Linked DNA regions of Homo sapiens: region 1 is linked to region 2. Evidence: read pairs that join two places in POLR2A ChIA-PET (ENCODE). Cell type or tissue: A673. All regions are shown on one strand. Links, peaks and the distances in the headings refer to the core of each region. The heading gives the core; the rest is flanking DNA.

Region 1 (8,318 bases), core at 270-8,269, 120 kb after region 2:
AAGGTTCAGTATTGTCTTGCATGGCAGTTGCCTCAAAGGAGGTAATTACTGTTTCCTCAGGCAATGCAGGGTTAATTCTCTCAGACAGAGGTAGAAAGGCCAATACCACTGTGACTGGGGATACCACTGCCATTGGGGGTGGAGTGATCACTTCCACTGGGTTTGGGTAGGCCATTTCTGATGAGGGTGGAGATGCCAGTTCTGCTGGGAATGGGGAGGCTGCTTCTACTGACAAAGAAGACTCGTCAGAATTTAGGGGCTCAATGTCCCCCATTTCACCTGGATCTTCCCACATATCCCCATCCCAACTTACAAGATGCCATTCTTTCCTTTTCAGTACCTTGACTTTAACATAGACTCCCTGAGAGGCTGGAAATTAACTCGTGTTGAAATTTAGCCAGTTATTGGAAGAGATTCTGTGTTTGATTTTCAGCAATTTCAGCCCTGCATTATAGGAGATAGAGGTCTCCCTCAGGACACAGAAAGAAGCTCTTAGGTTATTTATGAGGCACCAGAGCTGGGAATTTGAACCCTTGAGTGCATCTTTTACTTGCGTCACTTTTTCCAGCAACATTAGAACCAACCAGCCAATGTCATTATATTCATTTGTTTTCTAAAAATGTTAGAAAGTATCACATATAGAGTCATCCAGCTTCTTGCTTCATATAAGTAGTTGACAACGAGTATCCGATATCAATATTTTACATATCTCTGTTGCCAGACTGTACCATGAACTATCCATGCTCTCTTTACTACTTGAAAGAGAGTCCTGGACAGGCACGGTGGCTCACACCTGTAATCCCAGCACTTTGAGAGGCCAAGCTGGGTGGATCACCTGAGGTTAGGAGTTCATGACCAGCCTGGCTAACAAGGTGAAAACCCATATCTACTAAAAATATTTAAAAAATTAGCTGGGAGTGGTGGTGGGTGCCTGTAATCCCAGCTACTCGGGAGGCTGAGGCAGGAGAATCACTTGAACCCAGGAGGTAGTGAGCCAAGATGGTGCTGTTGCACCCCAGCCTGGGCAACAAGAGTGAAACTCCGTCTCAAAAAAAAAAAAAAAAAAAGAAAAGAAAAAAAAAGAATGATGTCTCAGCTCAGGCAGGCAGGGAGGAGACAAAGCATTGTTTCCTCCAATATGTTCTATTTTTGTTCCCTTAATAGATTGGACGGTGCCTGCCAACATCACTATTTTACTGAGTTCATGGATTCAAATACTTATCTTATTCAGAAGCGTACTCATACTCTGGTCATCCCGTGGCCTAGTTGACACATGAAATTAACAACTATACAGTCTCGTTTATATTAAATAAATAATATATATTTAAATCTATTTTATCTTATTTCATAAACTACAAATCATACGTTATATAATAAAGCATTTTTTTATTATTGTGTTCTTTTACAACCAAATTATCTAAACCCTGGAAATAGCTTTTATCCAAAGTTGGTCATGTCTCTGGCCTCAGGTTTCTAATTTATATTGCTGAAGTAGAAAGCTCAAGCTGTGTTGCTTTATGGTCTTTAGGCCACTGTGAGACATAGAAGACTAAGCAAATAGCATCTTCACTTCAGCCCCATTTTTAAATATGAGGCCGAATAATGATGATATGAGGGGAGTCGTTATGTGTCCTGTAGCCTTGATAGTGATGCCAAACCATCAGAAATGGAATCCTTGGAGGACCAAGGTCTTGTACCTCCTATGCCTAAAGCTTTCTATTAGGTGTTTAATGTATATATAAATATATAGCAGGGTAAAATGGGACTTTCTTTCTTTTTTTTTTTTTAATTGAGATAGGGTCTCGCTCTGTCACCCAGGGTGGAGTGCAGTGATGCAAACTCAGCTCACTGCAACCTCTGCCTCACAGGCTCAAGCGATACTCTCACCCCAGCCTCTCAAGTAACTAGGACCACAGGTGTGCCCCACCACACCCAGCTAATTTTTTGTATTTTTGGTGGAGAAGGGGTTTTGCCATGTTGCTCAGGCTGGTCTTGAACTCCTGAGCTCTAACGATCCACCCACCTCAGCCTCCCAAAGTGCTGGAATTACAGGCATGAGCCACCAAACCCAGCCATAGATGGGACTTTTTTGTTGTCTTGGAAGTTCATCTGAAGTTCTGACCTGAGGACAGTATTTGATGACTACCCCCACATTTTAGAAAAAGCTTCTGAACCATACTCATGTATGTACAAATGTTAGCTCATCATCCATTTCCATGCTATGTAAAAAAAAGACTAGAAATTGATCAGTGACAAAGGAATATAATTTAATATATTTTAAATTACATATATTATTCTGTTCATGTATATTATTGATATGTATCTATGTATTGATATATATTCTATTCATATATGTTGTGTATATATATTATTCTATTCATATGTATTAACCAATTATATATGTATATAGTTGACCCTTGAACAACATGGATTTGAACTACACAGATTCACTTATATGCAGATTTTCCTCCACCTCTGCTACCCCTAAAACAGCAAGACCAACCCCTCCTCTTCCTCCTCCTCAGCCTACTCAATGTGAAGATGACAAGGATGAAGGCCTTTATGATGATCCACTTGCATTTAATGGATAGTAAATCTATTTTCTCTTTCTTATGCTTTTCTTAAAAATATGTTCTCTATTGTTAAGAATATAGTATTTAATACATATACAAAATATGTGTCAATTGACTGTTAATGTTATTGATAAGACTTCCCGTCAACTGTAGGCTATTAGTAGTTAAATTTCCGAGGAGTCAAACTTCTATGTGGAATTTTATTTGTGTGAGGGGTCAGCACTGTTAACCTTCATGTTATTTAAGAGTAAACTATCCCTGTGTGTGTGTATGTGTATGTGTGTGTGTGTGTGTGTGTTGTCAGAGCTGAGATTGAGACTGATTTACTTCTCCTGAATCTGGACTTTTCACCACTGCTCTGTATTGCTTCCTTTGTCTGAAGTGCCTCTACAGAGAGCAATCAAAAATGGTAGTGCAGAAAAATAAAACTGTTTTCTGACTGCACCCCATTGAGTTCAGCCCATTTAACTGAATTTTTAGGTATGCATGAGAATGTGATGTCAGTGATAACTGACAAGGATCAGTGATAACCATAAAACTGGAGATAAAATAATCATGGTTCTGGAAATATAGATCTGGTATAATACCAAAAAACTAAGAGAACAAATGAATTTCTTAAGGAGTGGATACAAGATGTTCAAGTCTGAATCTGTTGATATATTTGCTGTTAATCAGCATGAATCGCTATAGAATGGGGAGAAGTAATGGCAATGGGCATGCTGTAAGAACAAAGAGCTCTGAGAAGAAAAGGAAAGTTGAAGAACATCCTTGGAACCAAGGCTTACTAGAAGAGGCATCAATTTCATTAAGAAAAAAAAAGGATGCTAGTGCAAGTAATCATGAATAGGCTTTTGTGAGTTCTTTTCCATTTTTTTTAAAGGACACAGATTTTGTCTTGTTAAAATCAATTTCCTGACCATAGAATTTGAGTTTCTTTAATTTCAAGGGCAAAATGATAGTCAAGTTCAAATAAAATAATGTTTTCTTTCAGGCTGTATCTAGACTAAGCCGGACATTTGGCTAGACCTTATCTGAACCACATCCAGCAATGGCAAATAACCCTGGTATATGTGGTGCTGTCTTGTTTTATTACAAATAACTTGCCTTTTATGGCTCATAATTGTGGGCTTCTCCAAAGAAGCAAAAGGGTATCTGAGGCTTTTCCTGATAGGGATAAACATAATTGAAAATAAATCAAGACCTTCCTTTTCCCCAGTGAAATGAGTCCAGTGTTGCAAGTCTGGGTCAGAAACTAGGTTTATGACAGGGTGTCCCAGATGTCTCTGCAGCTTCCTCCTTGCATCAGATGCCAGCATCCAGTGACTCGATCCAGATGGTTGCTGATCTGTGCAGCAGATCCTCCCACTGTGTCTCTTCCTGGGTAGCCATTGCTTGGGTTGTACTGTGGCTTTCTGAGCTCACGTGCCACATCCTCACAGACTAGGGAGGGAAAGAAAGGTCAGGTTGCTACCTTATAAAAGTGGGACTGCCACAACTTGAGATTAGATCCATGGAATAAATGTACTGGATTGTTGAGAGCATAAAATGACAAACTAGAGCAAATAAGCACTGATGAAGCACATTTCTCCTACTTTTTTGTTGGTTTGTTTGTTCTGTGCTTATTCCTCAAATGTCAGGTTCACTTTGTTCACTTTCACTTTGAAGGAGCTGGCCTCCTTTCTGGGTGATTTCAAGGCAATAGCTTTTAAGCTTTTTTATTTTTGTTTCTTTGTTTTGTTTTTTAAACTGCAGATGCGGTCAAAAAGGTTTTGCTTTATTACTTTGTTATTCTCTATTTGGAACAAGAAATATAAACTTTTCCAATACTTTTTATAAGTATTTATTTTAAACACGTAGACTCACTGTGAAGGTATCCCTTTCCCATAGCACACCACCACCACTGAGAGGAGCCTGCAGTAGAAAATGAGAATGGCAGAAGGCAGGCTATATCTTTCCCTAATTAGCTTAGAATGGTCCTAATTTAGAGGAACAAAGTCCACACCCTGAAACCTAATGAATTTAGCTTCACAGTGAGCTTCTCGTGGCTTTAGAGTCTTTAGTTCACTATATTGTTATGATAAGGCAAGCTATCATATGTGATGAGTGCTTATCTTGTACCATATTAAAGAACATTGTCTAAAGAAATCATGAACTTAATGCTTCTAGTGCCTGAGTTGCTTGCTCATCTTTTACATTTTCCTAGATATCCCCAAGAAAGTTTTTTCTTACATGCACTACTTCAAGTACCTTACTGGAGTAGTCTAAAAGAGGTACCCGAAGAGGAGTCCAAATTAGCCAGGCCTAATTATAGAGCTCTAAAAGGTATTGTAAATAAATAGGTCAATTTAGTGAATTTTCTATAAGAACTCTACTTGTCCTTTGATTCTCAGTGTTTGAACAAATTCATGTTTTCCTGCATAGAGACAAAAATCCATGCACAGATTGGTAAGTCCCAAGTTCTGATCAATTATTCAGGGTTCTGTCTGCATATCTCTTCGAAACGCTACCTTCTTAACTAGAATCCTAAAGGAGGATCATGAGGAACACACAAAAGAGATGTTGAACATTCTTTGAAAAAGCTTAACTTTTTATAATGATTTAAGTGAAAACAAATCAGAGACACATGGATTACATTTGCCTTGGAATACACATGGGTTTGAAGAACTAAGAGAAAAAAGGCTTGGCACGTTGTGGTTGGGTATTACTGATTGCAAAACATTTGGGGAAAATATTTAGGGTTTTTTTTTTTTTTTTTTTTTTGACAATCACCAAAAGTGACCAAGCTAACTCATTTGCTCCCACCTCCTTTGCCTGTAGGATTGGCCTAAAGTTGGGAGGCATTTGAGGTGAGAGAATACAGGAGACTCTGTATTTCTTTGTCAATAAATGAGCCTTGCCCTGTCTTTTTATTCCCCCATCTTTACCTCTCTTCCACCACATAAGGGAATGAATAATTACTTACTTTGAAAAGTGAAATAGTTCTGGGACAGTGTGTCTTAGAGTTAAGTAAATTCACATTGTATTGACCTCTATAGATCCCTGGGGGTGGAGGAGGGAGGGGCGATAAATCCTTATAGAGCCTGGTGGACTGAATAGCTTAATAGAATCAGTTGTCTTTTAGTTGTATTATGTGGTTGTTAGCTGCATTGTGCCTTGCTGCCAACTCTTCCTTCCTTCCTTCCTTCCTTCCTTCCTTCCTTCCTTCCTTCCATTTCTTCCTTCCTCCCTCCCTCCCTCCTTCCCTCCCTCCCTCTCCCGTCTTCCACAAATACCTATTGAGCACCTATTATGTACAAGGTACCATGCTGAGTACTGCCAGGAGCTGAAGATTTGATCTTTAGGTATTTCTCAGTGGTGACAAGCTTAGTATAAACATGTGTTAGGTAAGCACTAGGTTGGGTGTTTTGAGGTTTCATTTCTTTTAGTATTTGCATATGATAATGGATGATCTATTATTTGCTGTCTTGGTATTCATCAAATCTTCATTTATGTGGTGTTTCGGCCAGATAAACCTCTTTGATAGACATATTCTATAGTAGAAGAAACTAATTTATTCTTAAATAGGTGGTCTAATTCTATGTACTTCAATAGTGTTCTAAATGTGGATCTGAAGGCAGCAAGCCATCCCACGGTATTGTCACAAAGGATATTATGGCCTAACATCTTAAAGCTTAGCATTTTAAACTCTACTGCAGTAACCCCTCATCCTCCCATTCCTCATTACCAAGGTCATGGGAATTATAACTTTAAAAAAGTAAGAGCAAAAACAAGCTAAAGAAATAAGAGATGATACATAGCTTATAATAAGAAAGACAATTGTAAGCAGCCTATTATCCCAAATTAAGATCAGGTAGATTTGTCATTACAAAGCAGATAAGTCTACTTTTCTGCCCTCAAGTACTGCATACACAGAATTTAGAAACAAAGGCTCCTGGAAGTGTAGAGTCAATTTTTTAGGTATTTTGCAGGGGATCTTATGATTCTCTAAATTTATTAGGCCTGTAGAAATAGAATTCATACAGTTTTAAAGTCTGACCCACTGGGTTATGAGGGCTGGAAAATTGACCTTTATTTACTTAGTCTTAACAGTAAACATGATAGAATGAGCTGCTTACAGCTGGTTGGGGAGCAGGCAGGTAGTGAGGCTTTCCAGAACAAGAGAACATCAAGACCCTGTGAGAAAGTCAAAAAGAACTTCTCAAAGGACATGACTGTTCTACTATCTCTAGTGGTGTCTCTGTTCTTGCTTTTCTTTCTCCTCTTTCCAACAGATGGTCCCCATTGGACAAATATCTCTTTGCTTAATGGTCCAGTCAAATTTTGCAATAAGTGAAAGGTGCTGCCAAACATTTGAATGATGAGTTAGACACTTGAAAAATAATTTGCTTACCCTTTCCCTGTCTCAGAAGAACTTTGTTTTCATGACTTTGTAAGATGTTGGATGATGGCAAAGAAATTTTGTTTGCTTTTATGGTCTCTTCACATTTTAATTCATTAAAAGTCACCAACTAGATATAGAATCTATATTATGTGCTCCTCAAACTTTTAGTTAAGCCAAGATGAGTTGATTTTTAGTTCTATTTGAAAGTTTTTAAGGCTTTAAGGATTAAATTCAAATCTCAGTAGAAAATTCTATCTTGCACGTTTTTTGTAAAAAGCTGTGAGAAAACATAGCAACCATTCCTTGGCAGTATTTCATAGAATCAACTATATGTGACACTTTTCACTATTGCATCTTCTTCATCTACATACCATCCGTGGTCCAGTCTCTTTACAGCAAAAAAGAAAAGGAAAAGTAAAAGTTCATAAATAGTTATCTATTTATTGGCAAAATGTAAGACTTGTAAAAAAATGACTACAGAATTGATGAATTTTTCTAATGGTTCATCCAGAGTTTTAAGAAAACACAAAAATCACTGTTCGTTGTGATGTCCACTGAGGCTTATAACTATCACTTATTTGTAACAAACCATGCTTTTTTAAGGCCTATAATTTTCTCTCAGATAATGTTAGTAAAAACTCTTCAGAATATATACACGCTCTTTAAGTCTATTTCTGAGTTCTTATTCCAGTTAAACGGGTTTATCAGAAAACAGATGATGCATGCAAAACACCAAATATATGGGAAAAGCAATTAACATTCTTGAGGAAGATGATATGGACAATTTTAGGTAAAAAAATCTTGCTACAATCATTGAATACATAGGTGGTCAATAAATATTTGAGTTAATCCTAGATGTATGTGTCTGAATGTGTATTAGTTATCTATTGCTATATAGCAAATAACTCTGAAACCTAAGAGCTTAAAACAGCAAACACAGATTATCTCACTTTCTATGGGGCAGGAGTTGGGTGTGAAGGATCTGCGTGGATTTGGCTCAGTCTCTCGTCAGAGGAAGCTGTTAGCCTGAGCTACAGTCATGCTACCCTGAAGATTCAAATAGGGGAGGATCTGATTCCAAGCCCTGGCTGTTGGTCAGAAATGGTATTTTTTTTTAACCCTGTGGGTCTCTTCCTGGACTGCCTGAGTGTCCTTATGACATGGCAGTTGGCTCCCCTATGCAAATGAAATGAGAGAGAGTGAGAGAGAGAGCACAAGCACACACTTAAGATGAAAGCTGCAGTTTCTTATACCCTAATCTGAGAAGTGACAGGACCATCACTTTTGCTGTATGCTGTTGTTCATACAAAAAAACCCTGCTACGTGTGGGGAGAACTACACAAGGGTGTGAATCCCAGCAGGTG
Region 2 (8,318 bases), core at 157-8,156:
ACTACCAGAATTTTGGCCATAATTCAACCAGTCTGCAGGAAGTTCCAGACTTCCCTCATTTTGCTCTCTTCTCCTGAGCCCTCCACACACTTTCAACTTCTGCCCATTACCAGGTTCCAAAGTGGCTTCCACATTTTCAGGTATCTTTGTAGCAATGCCCCACTCCTTGATACCAATTCTCTATATTAGCCCATTCTCACATTGCTATAAAGAAATATCTGAGACTGGGTAATTTATGAAGAAAAGAAATTTAATTAGCTTATGGTTCTGCAGGCTGTACAGCAAGCATAGTGTCATCTGCTTTTCTGGAGGTCTCAGGGAGCTTGTACTCATGATGAAAAGCACAGAGAAAGCAGGCAAGTTACATGGCAGGAGCAGGAGCAAGAGAGAGAGTGGCAGAGGGAGGTGCCACACACTTTTAAATGACCAGATTTCATGAAACTCACTCACTATGGTGAGAATAGTACAACGGGGGATGGTGCTAAACCATTCATGAGAAACTGTATCCATGATTCAATCACCCCCACACCAGGCCCCACCTTCAACACTGGGGACCAAAATTTGATGAGATTTGGTGGGAACACAGATCCAAAGCGTATCATCTGGTTGTCTTCATTGTCAAACCAAGAAGGTCACCTCTAGCCAATTGCGTTCTGAGCTGTCCAGGATTTGAACTGCTGGAAATCCTATGATGAGTACTGACTGCATGTAGACATCTCTCTGTCTTGCCTCTTTCTCTTCTTCTTTTCTGCATGAAAACAAAATTTTACGGTAGCTCATCCTCCTCACTCAGGCCTCCACCCCAAACCGTTATGTATCTAAGGAAGCATTCAGGTTGTTGACTCTTAGCTAATCTAACAAATAAATCTATGCTAATATATTCATGGCTAGGAAATAGAACTTCTGTGTTCTCTATACATATCAGCAGAACAAGTTAGTAGAGGTAGTAGTATTTTAGACACAGTGGGCTTTTTTGTCTCTATCAGTAGGATGATTTTACAGGTAGAGATGTCAGGAAATGTTGTAAACCATGGCAGCAGGACTATATAGATACGTAGCTGATTAATTTGTTTAAGCAAAAACTTGGACATTTCTCAAGTCATTCTTGTATTAAGAAAATCAAATCAGAACTTCACAAACCAAGCCTGCTATGAGTCAAAACACAGAAAACAAAATTTGACCTATAAATATATGTTGAGGAAATAAAACTTATGGTGAATCTTACTTGTTTCATTCCATAACATGCTCACTCATATTGCTCCAACTACATTAGCTTCCTTCTGTTTCTTGTGTACAAAAAAGACATTCCTTTCCTCAAAGCCTTCCATTTACTGTTATATCAGCCTGAATGTTTTTCCTTCTAGAGGCCTATGTGGTTCATTCCCTTAATTCCTTCTCAGATTTGACTACTCTATCTATAATAGTATCCCTCTCATGATTCTTCATTCCCAAAGGCTATTTTTCTTCATAGCACTTACATATTGAATATATACTGTTCAATAATTATATTGAATATATACTGTTCAATAATTATATTGAATATATACTGTTCAATAATTATATTGAATATATACTGTTCAATAATTATATTGAATATATACTGTTCAATAATTATATTGAATATATACTGTTCAATAATTATATTGAATATATACTGTTCAATAATTATATTGAATATATACTGTTCAATAATTATATTGAATATTACAAGCTCCTGTCTCTTACAAGCTCCTTCAGGTCAGGAATTTGCTTTCCTGTTATTTATCCAAAGCCCAATTCAATGTTTACTACACAGTAGGTACTTAATAAATAATTTTGAATAAATGTATGGCAGTGTTAAGCATAGAACCCAGGTCTTTGGAGTCCTAATCCCGTATTCTTTTCACGGTATACCACAGTTTTCATATGGTTTAATGCTCATCTCTTGAAATTGTTGTGTCCTCTGTCCTTGCCCTACATATAAATACTTCATACCTACACCAGCAAAAATGTACTTACAAATCCCCTTTTGGGGAAATTTTCTTGGCTGGTGGTTTTCATTCTTTAGGGCACATTAGAATCAACTGGGAATCCTAATAGTACAGATTTGCAGGCCTTAAGTCACTGCTCTTGATTTAGTAGGCTTGAGGCAGTCTGATAAGCTGCATTTTAACAACACTGTAGGAGATTCTGAAACTACTGGTTGTGTGACCACATTTTAAGATTTGGCCTATAAATGTATGTTGTAATATAACCCAAACAGAAACAGCTCTAGGCTTGAGAGGACATTTTCATTGCAGCCTGGGGGTGATCACTCTCATCCCAGCTTTGATCTCCAGTGTTACATCCAGACAGTAGTTCATTTGAATAAACTAGGCTTTGGTGAAATAACAGGAAAGCAGATTCCTGACCTCAAGGAGCTTGTAAGAGAGACAGGAGCTTGTAACATTCAATATAATTATTGAATGTTATATATTCAGTATAATTATTGAATGTTATATATTCAGTATACTTATTGAATGTTATATATTCAGTATAATTATTGAATGTCATATATTCAATATAATTATTGAATGTTATATATTCAATATATGAGGAAAACAGCAGATTCCCTCAGGCTCCATTAAAGCCCCTTCTTTTACGTTCTTACCATTGGACAGTCTTTAGACTTCACACAATCTGCAAATTCCGTGTTAGTTCTGCCACAGAATCCATATAGCATCGCTACTGCTCTGGTCATTGGCAGGATAAAACCGAAGAAAACTGATTGTGAGGAGGGGAGAATGGAGAGTATTGGAAATACAGTATATTGGCATGTGTATGTCAGTCTGAATGTAACACTGGAGGTCAAAGCTGGAATGGGAGTGATCATCCTCAGGCTGTGAGGAAAAAGTTGTCTCAAGCCTAGAGCTGTTTCTATCCTTAGCTCTACCTAATGAAGAATGGAGACTTAAAAAAGAAAGGCATAATCACCGTGGGTTATATTACTAAGATTGCAATTGTCATTTCAATGGCTAACTGTAAGAGAGAAAGGCTATACAAAGGTATAGAGGGACAATGAGAGAGGTCATGGTCATACAAATTTCCAAATCCATGACCATTTATCTGATAGTCATGAGATTTTCAAGAATGGAAGCATATAGTTGACTTCGAAAAAGGAGGGCATTGGGACTCACCTCTTAGGGTTGTTTTATAGATCAAGCAAGATCCTGTGTATAAAACACTTAGCAAAGTACCTGGAAAATAATAATCACAGTAAGTGATAGTTATTTATACATGTGGTATTATTATTAATACATGTGATTAGGTAGGGAATCTCCATGTTTCATTCTACCTCATGAATTTCCCAAATTTTTACAACCTATGGTGAAGAAATAAGGTTTACACAACATATGTGAAGTGTGTTGACATCTTCAGAAAAACAAAGAAAAAAATCACAAAACACTCACCTAAATGATAGTATATACAATTTCATCATCGTTATTTAGGAGTTCATCATGTACTTCTAACCATTTTTCTAAAGACTTAAACTCAAGTAATATCCAAAATGTACTTGGCTAAATGCCTCATTTTTGAAGTTGCGTGTTTGGAAGAAAACTTATTCCACATGTTATTAATTATTTTATACATAATTAAGGACTTCCAACCAGTTAAAAGAATTTCCAAGATTTATTTTCTTTTAGAAATTGAAGTTGCCTTTGGTTTAGTTTTGACTTGAAATACTAACCATGTCAGCTCTATTCAGGCAGTCAGGAACACTGTTTGTGTTTTTTTTGATCACCAGTGTATTCTCAATAATCAGCACAGAGTGTGGCAAATAGTAGATGCTCAATATTTATTAAATAAGTGAACCATTACATGTTTTTTTTGTGATCCTAGTAAGTACTTGTATTCAAAGGTACTGACTCAAATTTTTTGTGATCCTAGTAAGTACTTGTATTCAAAGGTACTGACTTTTTAAGGAGTGTTTCACTTGTTAGTAAGCTCTATGCAATTACAATGGGTTTATTAGTTTCCTAGGGCTGCTGGAACAAATTACCACAAACTGGTCGCTTAAAATACAGAAATTTATTCTCTTACAGTTTTGGAGGCCAGAAATCCAATATCAAGGTGTCAGCAGGGCTATGCTTTCTCCAAAGGGCCTAAGGGAGAGTCCTTCCTTGCCTCTTCCAGCTTTTGATAGCCCCAGGTGTTCCTTGGCTTGTGACTGCAGAACTCCAGTCTGTGCTGCTCTTTTCACAAGGCCTTCTCCTTTCTGTGTCTTACCCTTTTCTGTCACTTACCATTGGATTGCAGGGCTCACTTGGATAACCTCAGGTGAGATTCCTAAAATTCTTAATTATATTTGTTAAAATCCCTTTCTAAATGAGGTCAAATTCACAGGTTCTGGGATGTGGATTTATCTTTTGGAGATCCACTATTCAACCCACTCCAATGGGTTAATGGAAAATTTCAACATTTATAGTGGGGTCTTATTTCCCAGACTGGTTTCCTAACTACCTCTCCATACACAGAATTTCTGAAGTTTTTGTAGTTGAGAAGTTTGAGGATGTTGGTTTGTGTCTAGGTCTAATTTAGAATGGAAGATGGGAGAAAAACAAATCAACATTTCACCTATAGATGGAAAAATATAGTGAATGTTGAAAACTGGTGGGTGGAGAGAGGAAGTTAAGTAAGTGCTCAAGAAGTAATGTTACACCCAACCTGATGATGTGTGCATGATATGTTAGGGGTGGGTATTTGATACATAGTGATTCGAGTGATGACAAATGCAAAAGAATAGTGGTTATGACGGTATAAAGAGGGCCATTTTGCAATAATCTTAGCATTTCACCCTTTGAGAGGGAAAAGTGGTTGTGTACCGAATTGATAAGTCATAAATACAAGGCCAGAGACTCCCAGGATCAACAGTTTGAAATGAAAGCCTCATGAAGAATACTAATCAGGAAAGAGACCTGGGGTAGATTGTGCCTTCTACACTGAAACCATCTGCATTTGATTTGGCAGTAGTAAAATGCAAGGTCTTGGAATGTATACATAACAAAAGAAATAGTACATCAGTGGTAAGTTTTTCCAGTGTAAAATAAGAAGCCAGTGAGAACACATTCAGAAATATTGTAATTCTGGCCAGCATTTTATTGAGAGGAAATTGTGGAAATTGAAAATGTTCAGCAGGTGGCAACTGCAGTGCTCTTTTTTTTTTTCTTTCTTTTTTTTTTTTTTTTTTGCTGAGCAAGGGTAAAACTTTTGCTGAAAAATAAGTCAGTATTGCTTCAGTGAAATGATTCTTAGAGAGAATTGTGGGAAGTCATGGAGTAAAAAAATATCCTGAAAGGGGAAGAACACACACTGAATAGGTTAGAAATACAACTATAGCACCACGGGAAGACCTTGATGAATAAATCACTCAGCGTGCTGGTGAAGAACCCAGTAGTAATTGGAATAAAGTTCCTTTTGTTCTAAGGCTTACTCATTGAAATGAGATTTTAATGCCTGGCCTCTTATGAAAAATAAAATAACAAAAATTTATCACATCCATTAGTAGCCAAGCCATACACAAATGTGTTTGTAAAAATAGAAAGCACCTGCAACTTCGGGAGTTAAAAAAGTGAATTTATATTTGGGAACTTGAGGGAAAATTATAAATCTAGCTTTTCCTATCACTGGAAATTTCTTTTGGTGAGTTCATTATTCCACTCAGGCAGTTGAAGTCAAATAGTGAGAATAGTAAATAAAGATATTGGGAATTTATACAGAAATGGAGGTACATAGTTGCTGTGTGAATATACTTGCTTATATGCAAATAAAATAGGTTTTGCTGTTTGATATGATGTACTTTTAAAATGACCGAGATAAAAATATCCCTACAGCTTTACTTGCCATTTGTGCCTTTCGGGTTCCCTTATTTTTCTTTTAATATTATATCACCAGCTTCCTTTTTCCCATTTCCCTAACACTGGCTAGATATATCCAGGCTTCTCTCCATTCTGATAGCATCCATATTATCAGTCTGATTTTCCCACAAGTATTTAGGCTTGCTTGGAATTTAATATTTAAAAAGAAACAAATATTATATACAGTACTGTACTCTCTTATCTTCAAGGAATACGTTGCAAGACCCTTAATTAATGCTTGAAACTGCAGATAGCAAGGAACCCTATATATATTATTTTTTCTTATACATACATAGATACAGTAAAGTTATAAATTAGACAGAGTAAGAGATTAACAACAATAGTAAAATAGAACAATTATAACAATATACGGTAATAAAAGTTATGTTAATGTGGTCTCTCCCTCTCTTTCTCTCAAAATATCTTAATTTTTTTTGGACTAAGGTTGACCACAGGTAACTGAAACCACAAAAAGCAGAACGGTGGATAAGGGAAGAAACTGTGTATACAATTTGAGAAATCCATCCTTGACTGCTAAAAAAAATATAATCATCCCATTACATTTTTTGTTTTAATTAATACTGTGAAAATAAGTTTTTGATTATATCCCCATAAAGAGCAAATTAACCTATTCCTCAAATGTCCTTTTCTCTTTCAAATTTCCTACCACCTATTTTCCAATGTAATTTATGACTTTGAACATGTATTTATCAATTTTCAAACTCCCAGAGCAGTGGTCCATTCAGAGGGCGGCGCAAAGCTTTGAGAGAGTGCACAGTAATTAGTTGGGGAATAGGAAGAAAGAAATATTATTTATATGTATTTTTATGTAAAAGATCAAGAAAGAAATTGTAATCTAATATACTATTTAATATATGAATTGATAACATATATGTACTTTATAAATATACATATAATGCATATTCTTGTTAGAAAATTCTATAAGTGTTCTAAAGTACATTTCCTCTTTACATTTTTTTGGAATTAAACTTTTGACTTCAAAATAATTTTTAAAAGTAAAGAATTGATTCAATAATACCCCAGAACTCTGATCTTAAGTGTTTCTCACATGTATTTTTCTTCCTGAAGGTTTTCTTTTTTTGACATTTACAAAATAAACATACTACACTTCTAGGTCTCTGAGCTATTTGTCAGAATTTATTCTTTTTGCAATACTGGGTGGTGATCAAGAGTGCCTAGAGGTCTTATAAAGACCCCTGAAATATTGCTAAATACTAACATGCTGAAACAATGATCGATTTTTACCTCTACATCTGTTTTGAAGATTTGGTCTATTATATTTCTTTCTCCTTCTTTATGTATTTTTCTTTTTTCCTAATTACTGCATTAAAACACACATTCATTTGAAATTTCCTCTTTGAGTACAATTGTTTTAGGTTAGCTGAAATGCAGTAACTTCCCAAATCTTTGTTTTAGCAGGAGGTTCCAATTTTGTGGAGTCTTTTTTTTTTTTTTTTTTGGGGAAAGGGTGGGATTTCTAGTGTCAAAGTTATGAATGATAAGATTTGCTTCAATAGGTAAATTCTCTTCTCCTGTAATGTCACTGGTATTTCTGCTATCATGGTTTGTCTTTCTGCAGCAGTTTCTCAGTATCTGCTTACAACATAAATTTTAGGTTTTAGCCTATATAAAATAAAACATTTATTAGCTATCAAAAAGATAACAGTGGTGGTGTGGTCATAGTGTTAGAATTTTTTCTTACTGTTTTTTCTGCTCTTATAACTTTCTTAGCCTTTCTTACAAAAAGAAAACCCCTCCTCTAAAATGTTTGAGTCCTTCATTTGTCCTTATTTAATTAAAAATAATTATTGAGCATATACTACATTCCAGGCACCATGCTAAAACATGGAGCACGGGCCAGTCATCAAAACAGACCCAAACTTTGCTGTTCAAGGAACTTACAGTCTATTGAACAATGCGAACAGTAAAGAAGTCATTGCATTATTAACAAATATTGTAAATGAACTTCAAGGTGCTGAGTGTCTTTTAAAAATTATTTCTCCTAATGCTATCCCTCCCCTATCCCCCACCCCCCAACAGGCCACAGTGTGTGATGTTCCCCTCCCTGTGTCCATGTGTTCTCATTGTTCAACTCCCACTTGTGAGTGACAACATGTGGTATTTGGTTTTCTGTTCCTGTGTTAGTTTGCTGAGAATTATGGTTTCCAGCTTCATCCATGTTCCTGCAAAGGACATGAACTCGTCCTTTTTATGGCTGCATAGTATTCCATGGTGTATATGTGTCACATTTTCTTTATGCAATCTATCATTGATGGGCATTTGGGTTGGTTCCAAGTCTTTGCTATTGTGAATAGTGCTGCAATAAACATACATGTGCATGTGTCTTGATAGTAGAGTGATTTATAATCCTTTGGGTATATACCCAGTAATGGCATTGCGGTGTCAAATGGTATTTCTGGTTCT

The links. ChIA-PET counts read pairs that join two places held together with the same protein. Peaks named below come from ENCODE experiments on the same cell type or tissue, not always from the same donor. Only the 100,000 strongest peaks of a DNase experiment are listed, where the experiment ranks them.
Region 1: POLR2A ChIA-PET joins it to region 2 with 8 read pairs; 1 of 35 experiments calls an interaction of 5 or more read pairs at or near these places.

What each region holds. Positions count from the first base shown.
Region 1 is chr4:107,388,729-107,397,046 of GRCh38, reverse strand. No RefSeq gene overlaps it. Among named protein-coding and RNA genes, the nearest start is that of PAPSS1, 330 kb to the left of the region's middle. In A673, for the core only: no CTCF peak of the experiment used is centred there; DNase peaks (open chromatin) are centred at 3,876 and 5,626; H3K27ac peaks cover 5,482 bases.
Region 2 is chr4:107,506,638-107,514,955 of GRCh38, reverse strand. No RefSeq gene overlaps it. Among named protein-coding and RNA genes, the nearest start is that of PAPSS1, 210 kb to the left of the region's middle. In A673, for the core only: no CTCF peak of the experiment used is centred there; a DNase peak (open chromatin) is centred at 5,085; H3K27ac peaks cover 1,944 bases.